Linked DNA regions of Homo sapiens: region 1 is linked to region 2. Evidence: chromatin loops called from intact Hi-C (ENCODE). Cell type or tissue: PC-3. All regions are shown on one strand. Each heading gives the region's core, and the rest is flanking DNA. Links, peaks and the distances in the headings are about the cores only. Region 1 has its middle 120 kb from the start of ZNF248. Region 2 has its middle 68 kb from the start of ZNF248.

Region 1 (5,382 bases), core at 212-5,211, 54 kb after region 2:
CCAAGTCCCCACCAGAGTAGCTAGATACAGAGTGTCCATTGGTGCATTCGTAAACCCTGAGCTAGACACAGGGTGCTGATTGGTGTGTTTACAAACCTTGAGCTAGATACAGAGTGCCAATTGGTGTATTTACAATCCCTTAGCTAGACATAAAGGTTCTCCAAGTCCCCACCAGAGTAGCTAGATACAGAGTGTCGATGGGTGTATTCACAATCCCTTAGCTAGACATAAAGGATCTCCAAGTCCCCACCAGACTCAGAAGCCCAGCTGGCTTCACCCAGTGGATCCCGCACGGGGGCCACAGGTGGAGCTGCCTGCCAGTCCTGCACCATGCGCCCACACTCCTCAGCCCTTGGGTGGTCGATGGCACTGGGCACCTTGGAGCAGGGGGCAGCGCTCGTTGGGGAGGCTCGGGCTGTGCAGGAGCCCATGCAGCGGGGAGGCTCAGGCATGGCAGGCTGCAGTTTCCAAGTCCTGCCCCGTGGTGAGGCAGCTAAGGCCCAACGAGAAGTCCAGCACAGCAGCTTCTGGCCCAGGTGCTAAGCCCCTCACGCCCTGGGGCCAGCAGGGCCGGCTGGCTGCTCCAAGTGCAGAGCCTGCTGAGCCCACGCCCACCCAGAACTCGTGCTGGCCACAAACACCATGCGCAGCCCTGGTTCCCACCCGTGCCTCTCCCTCCACACCTCCCCGCAAGCTGAGGGAGCCAGCTGCAGCCTTGGCCAGCCCAGAAAGGGGCTCCCACAGTGCAGTGTCAGGCTGAAGGGCTCCTCAAGCATGGCTAGAGTGGGCGCCAAGGCCGAGGAGGCACCGAGAGTGAGCGAGGGCTGCCAGCATGCTCTCACCTCTCAGTTCCTCCTGAGGCCTATCCCTGTGGCTTGACACGGCATCTTCTCCCTGCGTCTTCACAGGATTGGCCCTGTGTATGTCTGTGTCTGAATCTCCTCTTCTTATCAGTATATCAGCCCTATGGATTAGGGACCAGCCAGATGGCGTCATTTTACACTAATTATCTTTTTAAAGACCGTATCTCCAAATACAATCATAATCTGAGGTCCCAGGAGTTAGGGCTTCAAAGTAGGATTTCCTGGGAAACACAATTCAGCTGTCAAATGATCCTTCAGTGTTGCCTTTGACATGGACTAAATGTTTGCATCCCCCCAAAATTCATGTCAAAGCCTAAACCCCTAATGTGATGGTATTTAGAGGAGGGGCCTTGGGGAGAAAATGAGGGTTAGATGAGGCTAACCTCATAAGGTGGGGCCTCATGGTGGGATCACTGCTCTAAAAGGAAGAGGAAGGGGGTAGAGCCCTGACTCATACTCTCTGTCCCTCTCTCTCCCACCTCCCTCACTGTCTCTCTTACTCTCTCCCCTTGCCACTCTCCCTCTTTTTCTGTCCCTCTCTCCCTTGAACTCTCTCCCCCCTCCCCCTCGAACTCTCTCCCCCCTCCCCCTCACTCTCCCTTCGACACTGTCTCTCTCCCCTCACAACCCCCTCTCTCTCCCTCCTCTCTCTCTCCCCCTCTGACACTCTCTCTCCCCCAACCCCCCTCTCTCTTCCTCTCCCTCTGCCATGAGAGGACACAGTGTGCCATGAGGGCACACTGAGGAGGTGCCCTCTCTAAACTGGGAAGGGGCCCTCATCAGGAACCTAATCTGCCAGTGCCTTGACCTTGGACCTCAGCCTCCAGAACTGTGAGAAATCCACATTGTTGTTGAAGTCACTCAGTCTTTGGTATTTTGTCATGGTAGCCCGAGCTGACCAAACCAGCCAAGCACCTCTTAAGTAATGATTTCCACACAGAAAATGAGCCCTTCTCAGAGCCCCAATTAGCCCTAACATGATTCACCTGAAACATTGGTGATTCCAAACCCAAATAATGAGAATCAACTGAGCTTCAGATTGTGTTTAATTGCCAAAGAACAAACAAGAAAATGAAATATTCAAAAAGAAATTAATGTTTGAATTATTTTAATAACTCATGTATATCCAATTAGCTAGATTTTTACATTTTCAAATAAATGTTTACTGCATATGCACCCAATGGAACTATATTCCTAATATTTGGGGAGTTGTATACAAGACAATTTTAAAAGATCTCTTTAACAACACCTCATTTTAGAGAATGTGTCACATAATTAAACAATATCACTGTGCTGGGGGCAGTGTGGTTTGCCAGTGTCACAATGACATGAGAACAAGTTCATCCTTATTTTTTAATTTTTAGTGTTTTTGAGAGTGAGTCTCACTCTGTTGCTCAGGTCAGAGTGCAGTGGTGCGATTTCAGCTCACTGCAACCTCCATGTCCCAGGTTCAAGTGATTTTCCTGCCTCTGCCTCCAAGTATCTGGGATTACAGGCGCGTTCCACCATGCCTGGCTAATTTTTTTTTTTTTTTTTTGAGACGGAGTCTCACTCTGTTTCCCAGGCTGGAGTGCAGTGGCGTGATCTTGGCTCACTGCAACCTCTGCCTCCTGGGTTCAAGCGATTCTCCTGCTTCACCCTCCTGAGTAGCTGGGACTACAGGTGCGAGCCACCATGCCTGGGTAATTTTTGTATTTTTAGTAGAGATGGGGTTTCACCATGCTGGCCAGGCTGGTCTTGAACTCCTGACCTCGTGATCCACCCACGTCGGCCTCATCTAGCCTAATTTTTGTATTTTTAGTAGACACAGAGCTTTGCCATGTTGGCCAGGCTGGTCTTGAACCCCTGACCTCAAGTGATCCACCTGCCTTGGCTTCCTGAAGTGCTGGGTTTACAGGTGTGAGCCACCATGCCCAGCTGAGAGCTAGCTAATTCTGAAAGCCATTTTATAAGCTTGTTTTTACCAGTGCCACCAAAGCACTGATCCCTGTCCTTGATAAGCCTTGTTAGTCACTATGACTCAACCCTAAGAAATCCACAAACAGAAGAATATCTCTTGGCTGGGTGCAGTGGCTCATGGCTGTAAGCCCCGCACTTTAGGAGGCCAAGGTGGGTGGATTGCCTGAGCTCAGGAGTTCGCAATCAACCTGGGCAACATGGTGAAACCCCATCTCTAATAAAATAATAAAAAAAAATTAGCCAGGCATGGTGGTATGCGCCTGTAGTCCCAGCTACTCAGGAGGCTGAGGCAGGAGAATCGCTTGAACCCGGGAGGTGGAGGTTGCAGTGAGCCAAGATTGTGCTACTGTACTCCAGTATGGTTGACAGAGCGAGACTCCATCTCAAAAAAAAAAAAAAAGAAATTTAGGCAGATAATGAAGGTAAGGAAGTCCTCAGTAAGGTTTTCCTTTTAATAAAAAGCAGCCCCAAAATAATTCCTTTTCTAACAAACAGCACCCTGTAAAATCACGCTATAGACACAGATAAGCTTACACAGGTGAATGCCAGCAGCTGTGCCAATAGGAAAAGGCTACCTGGTAGCCAGGCATGTTCAACACGGCCAATGAATGTTCAACACAGTGGTTCCATCTTCCCTTTTCTTTGTCAACCACAGGTACAGTAAGGAACGAACAATATGGTGCCAGTCAGGCAAAGACCTCATCTGCATAATACAAGATTGGGGTGGGATGGCCAGCTTCTTTGCATGCTATGCGAACATCACACCTGGTCCAATCAATCTCTCCAGCTCTGTGTAAGTTAGACACCACCTCCTCGAGTTCTTCTATAAAACCCTGTGCATGTCACCGTGAAACTGGAAGACACACTCGGGTGCCCCTCTCTCTCTGGAGGACAGAGAGCTATTCTCTTTTCTTTCTTTTGCCTATTAATCCTCCACTCAAACTCACTTCTTGTGTGTCCACATCCCTGATTTCCCTGGTGTGAGAGGATGAACCTCTGTTGGGTATTACCCCAGAAGAATGATGCCGCTTCAACATTCTTTCAAATTTCAATCCAACTTCATTGTTTCAAGAAAAATTGTTCAGGGATCAGCAAACTACAGCCTCCAGTCAAAATCTGGCCCACCACTTGTTTTTGTAAATGAAGTTTATTGGAGCATAGCTCCACTCATTCATTGACACATTGTTTATTGCTGCTGTCTTGGTATGACTTCAGAGTTCAGTTGTCAGAGACCACATGCTGAGCAAACCTGAAAATAGTTACTATTTCACCCTTTACGGGAGAAGTTTTCTGACCTCTGAATTTGACTGTAATTTTCCTGTATATAAAATAAAAGATTTATTTTTGTTCTAAAACAAACTATTAAATGCATCCTTAAACTATCATATATTGAAAAGGACCATACATTTTATAATAAACATACAGGGAATGAGGCAAGCTAATGTGAGTTTATAACAAGATTGCTTTACATATAATTAAATAAGAAGAACATTTGTTACAATCTAAGGTAAGAATTATAATTTTTAAAATTTACATGGGATGCTGGTAGAGTAGGATTATTTACAGAAGGACACATGAGTAGACTGAGTCTTTGTAAACATATAAAGTGCTCAAAGGCTTTAGTGGTAACTAGCGCCAGCAATGCATTATGTTCTGTTTCACTCTAAATGATAACCTTGTTTCCCAATTGACAATTAAGAGGTTGTTATTTTGCAATTAATTTAACCATAGTTGGAAAATATTACCTACTTTTGTTTTTAATTTCTAGACCTTTTCTACTTATCACAGTGTTGGGTTTGATAATAGCAATATTGTGTAATTCTTCCAGAAAAAAAATTAAAGAATGTCGTTTTCTTGCCACAAAGTCTGGATAATGAAGAATATGAAAATTACCAATGTAAATTCCTAACTAACAGTGAATTGTTGCCCACTGATAGCTGTGTATCTTATTATGGCATTTCAATGCCAAAGAGTTTCTACTTAGAATGAAACTGCAGTTCCCATATTTGCATGCAGCAGAAACATTCACAAGTGTTTTTAATCAAAAGGCAACAAAAATTGAGTAGGTAGGCACTGGTGGTTTGAATGCAATTCCAATGCATAAGAATTGCACGTATGATCCAACCAGCACAGTATCACCAGTGAGTGAAGTTTCAACTAAGAATCATGCAAGTAAACATTACTGACAGATTTATCATCTATGAATGTATTCACATTCTTATAATGAACATTTAGTGCAAGATAACTCATTTGGGTGTAGCTGTTTCCCTCTGCCCCCTCCAGAGTATGAACACATACAACCCTCAGCTTCAAACAGATAATCTAGTGAAGGAATGAAATTGTTAACTGCAAAGTAAACCAAGAGTATGGGTCATCAAGAAATTATCTTCACAAACTTTTGGAAAATGATAAAGGATGAAATAGGAAGCCACTGTCTGGATTAGTCACAGGAGACAGGAGTCCACTGTTCTGAGTAACCTCTGAAGGACTCCAGGCCCAGAACCAAATGTAAGCAAGTGATGAAAAGAGGGTGCTTTTTAACAGCTGAGCCTTGAAAGAC
Region 2 (5,382 bases), core at 266-5,265:
TTTGTTTATCTGTTTATTCAGCCATTTATGTCAATGTGGCCTCATGGATATTTATTTTATTCTTGACATTACTCCTTTTGTTGCTCAGTTTGTTTCAGCTTTGGCCACTGGAAGTTTATAGGGAAACAGTTCCATGATGGCACCCTGGCAGTCTTACATGTCTCCATACATGGCCACATAGGACAGGCTCAACTGCAGGCTGACCTGTGTCTTGGCAGGTAGTGAGGAGCTATCATGAAATTACATCTCATTCACCTCCCTATCTTGTGGGAGGCAGTTTCTCATCTGCCTCTCTGGTCCCAGGCATGAGACTTTGTACCTTGTCACCCTCCTCCATGGGTAGATCTGCAAGCTATAAAACCACTTAACTGTGGTCTAGAATTAGCTCTTCTGCAAGAGAGTATCCCAGCTACTCATGCTGCCCATCCTATGGCCCTTTTATTCTTGGTATCATCCTGTGGGAGAGGAGATAAAGGCAGCTGACACTATGGTGATCTTGCGTATGTGGTCTATGTAAGGCATAAACTGTTTCAGTCCATTTGTGCTTGCTTTGTTCTTACCAGCCAATAGCTGCAGTAGTCACTGCTGCTTAGAGACTGCTTGAGAGAGCTCTTTCAGGTTGGCTTCTGGGTTCTTTCAACATGCTCCCAACCTTTTGTTGTTAAAGGAATTAAAATGTTTATTGCATTTATAAGGTTAATTTTTATTCAAATGGCTTTCTTCTTTTTGTCTTTTGTTGCTGCTTTTAATTATTTGGAGAAGGTTATATGCTTTTCATAATGACATCCCACTGAAATCCATCTGTCTCCCACTTCCCTGTTGTGGGGTGGCTATTTCAAGTTCATCAGATAAGCCAGAAGCTAATCTCCACCTCTTCAATTGGTATATGAAAAACAGAAAAAGTCCCATACAAAAGAGTATACCTGAAAACGAATATACCTGAAAGTAATAGTGTGCTAAAACTGCCAAGGCTTTACTCACATTTTTGTATCAGTGTATTCACATCTAGCATAATAAATGACCATTAACATATTGTGGAAATAAATAACAAAGGCCGGGCACGGTGGCTCACACCTGTAATCCCAGCACTTTGGGAGGCCGAGGTAGGTGGATCACGAGGTCAGGAGATTGAAACCATCCTGGCTAACATGGTGAAACCCCGTCTCTACTAAAAATACAAAAAAATTAGCCGGTCGTGGTGGCGGGTGCCTGCAGTCTCAGCTACTTGGGAGGCTGAGGCAGGAGAATGGCGTGAACCCGGGAAGCAGGTTCAGATCGCACCACTGCACTACAGCCTGGGAGACAGAGTGAGACTCTGTCTCAAAAAAAAAAAAAAAAAAAAAAAAAAAAAGAAATAACAAAGTATAAGAGAAACAAAAACATAGACCATTTTTCAGCCCCAAGGTGGGAACTTGACTGTTGTCATGTCAGAGCTAAACTACACTTCTAGTACACTTTTTTTTTTTTTTTTAAGATAATGGGGTCTCAGTCTCTTGCCCAGGCCAGACTGCAGTTGTTCAATCATGGCTCACTGCAGCCTTGACCTTCTGGCCTCAAGCAATGTTCCTATCTCAGCCTCCCATGTAGCTGGAGCTACAGGAGTGCACACTCACACTTGGCTAACTTTTTTTATTTTTTATTTTTATTTTTTTAAAAAATTATTTATTTATTTATTTATTTATTTAGAGACGGAGCCTCGCTCTGTCGCCAGGCTGGAGTGCAGTGATGCCATCTCGGCTCACTGCAACCACTGCCTCCCAGGTTCAAGAGATTCTCCTGCCTCAGCCTCCCGAGTAGCTGAGACTACAGGCGTGCGCCACTACGCCCAGCTAATTTTGGTATTTTTAGTAGAAACGGGGTTTCACCATGTTGGCCAGGATGGTCTCGATCTCTTGACCTCGTGATCTGCCCGTCTCAGCCTCCTAAAGTGCTTGATTACAGGCGTGAGCCACTGTGCCCGGCCTAACTTTTTATTTTGTAGAGACAGCGTCTCCCTATGTTGCACAGGCTGGTCTTGAACTCCCAGGCTCAAGCGATTTTCCAGCCTCAGCCTCCCAAAATGCTGGATTACAGGCATGAGCCACCATTCCCAGCCCTAGTTACTTTTTTTTTTTTTTTTTTTTGACACAGAGTCTTGCTCTGTCACCCAGGCTGGAGTGCAGTGGCGCGATCTCGGCTCACTGCAAGCTCCGCCTCCCGGGTTCACGCCATTCTCCTGCCTCAGCCTGCCGAGTAGTTGGGACTGCAGGCACCTGCCACCGCGCCTGTCTCATTTTTTTTTTTTTTTTGTATTTTCAGTAGAGACGGGGTTTCACTGTGTTAGCCAGGATGGTCTTGATCTCCTGACCTTGTGATCCGCCCACCTCAGCCTCCCAAAGTGTTGGGATTACAGGCATGAGCCATGGCGCCCGGCCCCAGGCAGGTTTTAAGTACAATTGAAAGAAAAGATAAAGCTTGTGGTTCATTCATCCACTTCCTACTAGAGTGGAAGTAGTGTCCTAAAACTTCAGGTGTTCTTAGTAAACTAAGCTGGAGGAATTTTTCCCTTGTTCTAGTCCAGAGCAAATATTTGTTTATTGAGAAATATATAACTCCTTCCCCTATCTGTGTTAGTCACCTGTAAAGAGATGAATACAGGCTAGTATCCTGTTCCTCTAGGCTTCTCAGTCAACACAGCTGATGTTATAGAGTTCATATTTTCTGAGAAGAAACTTTTTTACAATAAAGGTACCAGAGAGAGGCTGAATGCCATCAGCTGTGTGTACTTGGGTACATTTTTGGATGAGTAAGCTAATAAATTATCTGTTGTTCTATAATTATGTTTTACCTTGCCTGAGAGAAAAAGATCTTCATTGCCCTGTCCCTTGAAAGCACTGAGAAGGGGTTATCAAAAAAGACACTTCTGAAAATGGCTTATCTTTCTAGATTACCATAAAACACCATTTTAGTTGATACTGATATTCAGCAGACACCTTTTGAGCTCTTCCTGAAATGTTTGCCCTCTCCACCTAACAATAAGTTTATGGAGTCTGAAAAATTACTCTGTAGAGGGCATTTTTGCTCAAAGCAGTCTCCATTGGCTTTTTAGCAGTTTTTTTTTTTGAGATATAATTTATGTAACTTAACATTCATCCACTGTGTACAATTCAGTGATATATATTAAATTTTAAGAGTTGTGCAAACATCGCCACAATCCAATTTTACATTTATATCACCCAAAAACATTCCTTCACGCCAATATGCTGTCAGTCCCCACTCTAACTCCCAGCCAATCACTGATCTGCCCTGTGTCTATAAAATTGTCTTTCAGCCTGGCCAACATGATGAAACCCCATCTCTAACAAAAATGTAAACTTTAGCCGGGGATGGAGGCATGTGCCTGTAGTCCCAGCTGCTTAGGAGGCTGAGGTGGGAGAATCGCTTGAACCCAGGAAGCAGAGGTTGCAGTGAGCCAACGTTGTGCCACTGCACTCCAGCCTGGGAGACAAAGTGAGACCCTGTCTCAAAAAAAAAAAAAGTCTTTCTAGACATTCATATAAATATTTAGTCTTGTATGTCTAACTCCTTTTATTTAACAAAATGATTGTTTTAGTTTCATCCATATTGTAGGGGTTCCAGTTTCTCCATATCCTCAACATCATTTGTTATTGTCTGTTTTTATAATAACTATTCTAGTAATTATGTAGTGGTATCTTATTGTATGTTTAATTTGTACTTCTCTAGTGACTAATGATGTTTGCTTTGTTTGCATTTGTGTATTTTCTTTATTTTTTGAGACAGAGTCTCGTTCCATCACCCAGGCTGGAGTGCAGTGGTGGCTTCATGGCTCACTGCAACCTCCACCTCCCAGGCTTAAGTGATTCTCCTGCCTCAGTCTCCTGAGTAGCTAGGATTACAGGCACATGCCACCAAGCCTGGGTAATTTTTGTATTCTTGGTAGAGATGGGGTTTCACCATGTTGACCAGGTTAGTCTTGAACTCCTGACCTCAGGTGATCCACCTGCCTCAGCCTCCCAAAGTGCTGGGATTACAGGTGTGAGCCACCGTGTCTGGCCCTTGCATTTGTATATTTTCTTTGATAAATGTCTCATTCAAGTCTTTTGCATGTTTTCTTTTTTTTTTTTTTTTTTTAAGATGGAGTCTCACTGTTGCCCAGGATAGGGTGCAGCGGCACGATCTTGGCTCACTGCAACCTCCACCTCCTGGGTTCAAGCGATTCTCCTGCCTCAGCCTCCTGAGTAGCTGGGACTATAGGCACCCACCACTACACCTGGCTAATTTTTTATTAGTAGAGATGGGGTTTTACCATGTTGGCCAGGCTGGTCTTGAACTCCTGACCTCAGGTGATCTGCCCGCCTCAGCCTCCCAAAGTGCTGGGATTACAGACTTGAGCCACCATGCCTGGCCAAGTTGTAAGTCTTTATATATTCAAATTATGAGACTTATCAGAAATATTACTTGCAAATATTTTCTACTAATATATGGCTTATCTTTTCATTGTCTCAATGTTATCTTTTGAATCACAATAGCTGTCACTTTTAATGAAATCTAGTTTACTTTTTTTATATGAATTGTGCTTTGTTGTCTAAGAACTCTTTGTCTAACCAGTGGTCACAAAGATTTTTCTTCTATATTTTCTTCTATAAATTTTATACTTTTAGCTCTTATATCTGAGTCTTTGATTCATTCTGCTTTAATTTTCATATATTGTGTGAGGTAAAGGTCTAAGTTACTATTTTTTTTTTTTGGCATGGGGATATACAATTGTCCCAACATGATTTGTGGACATACAATTTGTTTTAATGCCAAATTTAATTTCCTCTTGAAGTATCTTGGCACTTTTGTCAAAAATCAGTTGACCAAAAATAAATAAATAAATAAATAAACCAAAAACCGAAAAACATACATACAAAAGCAAAACAGGAAAAAAGATCAGTTGACCAGTGACACATAGCATCCTGGGCAGTAAAAGTTTATTCCTGGACTCAATTAATTTCCATTATCTATGTGTTCGTACTTATGCCAGTGCCACACTGTCTTGATTTTGGTAACTTTATAGTATACTTTATTTATTTATTTATGTATTTTACTTATTATTATTATTTTTTTTGTTTTGAGATAGAGTCTTGCTCTGTCACCCAGGCTGGAGTGCAGTGGTGTGATCTCAGCTCACTGCAACCTCTGCCTCCCAGGTTCAGGCGATTCTCCTGCCTCAGCCTTCTGAATAGCTGGGACTACAGGCGTGTACCACCATGCCCGGCTAATTTTTTGTATTTTTAGTAGAGACAAGGTTTCACCATGTTAGTCAGGAAGGTCTGGATCTCCTGACCTTGTGATCTGCCTGGCTCAGCCTCCCAAAGTGCTGGGATTAAAGGCATGAGC

What was found. Peaks named below come from ENCODE experiments on the same cell type or tissue, not always from the same donor. Only the 100,000 strongest peaks of a DNase experiment are listed, where the experiment ranks them.
Region 1: a loop joins it to region 2, with 4 times the contacts of the local background. A loop is called at or near these places in 1 of 110 quality-filtered maps.

Annotation. Positions count from the first base shown.
Region 1 is chr10:37,732,668-37,738,049 of GRCh38, reverse strand. No RefSeq gene overlaps it. Among named protein-coding and RNA genes, the nearest start is that of ZNF248, 120 kb to the left of the region's middle. In PC-3, for the core only: no CTCF peak of the experiment used is centred there; DNase peaks (open chromatin) are centred at 2,859, 3,999 and 5,129; H3K27ac peaks cover 2,569 bases.
Region 2 is chr10:37,787,012-37,792,393 of GRCh38, reverse strand. It overlaps a transcript of ZNF248 not described here. Among named protein-coding and RNA genes, the nearest start is that of ZNF248, 68 kb to the left of the region's middle. In PC-3, for the core only: no CTCF peak of the experiment used is centred there; a DNase peak (open chromatin) is centred at 2,593; H3K4me3 peaks cover 715 bases; H3K27ac peaks cover 2,316 bases.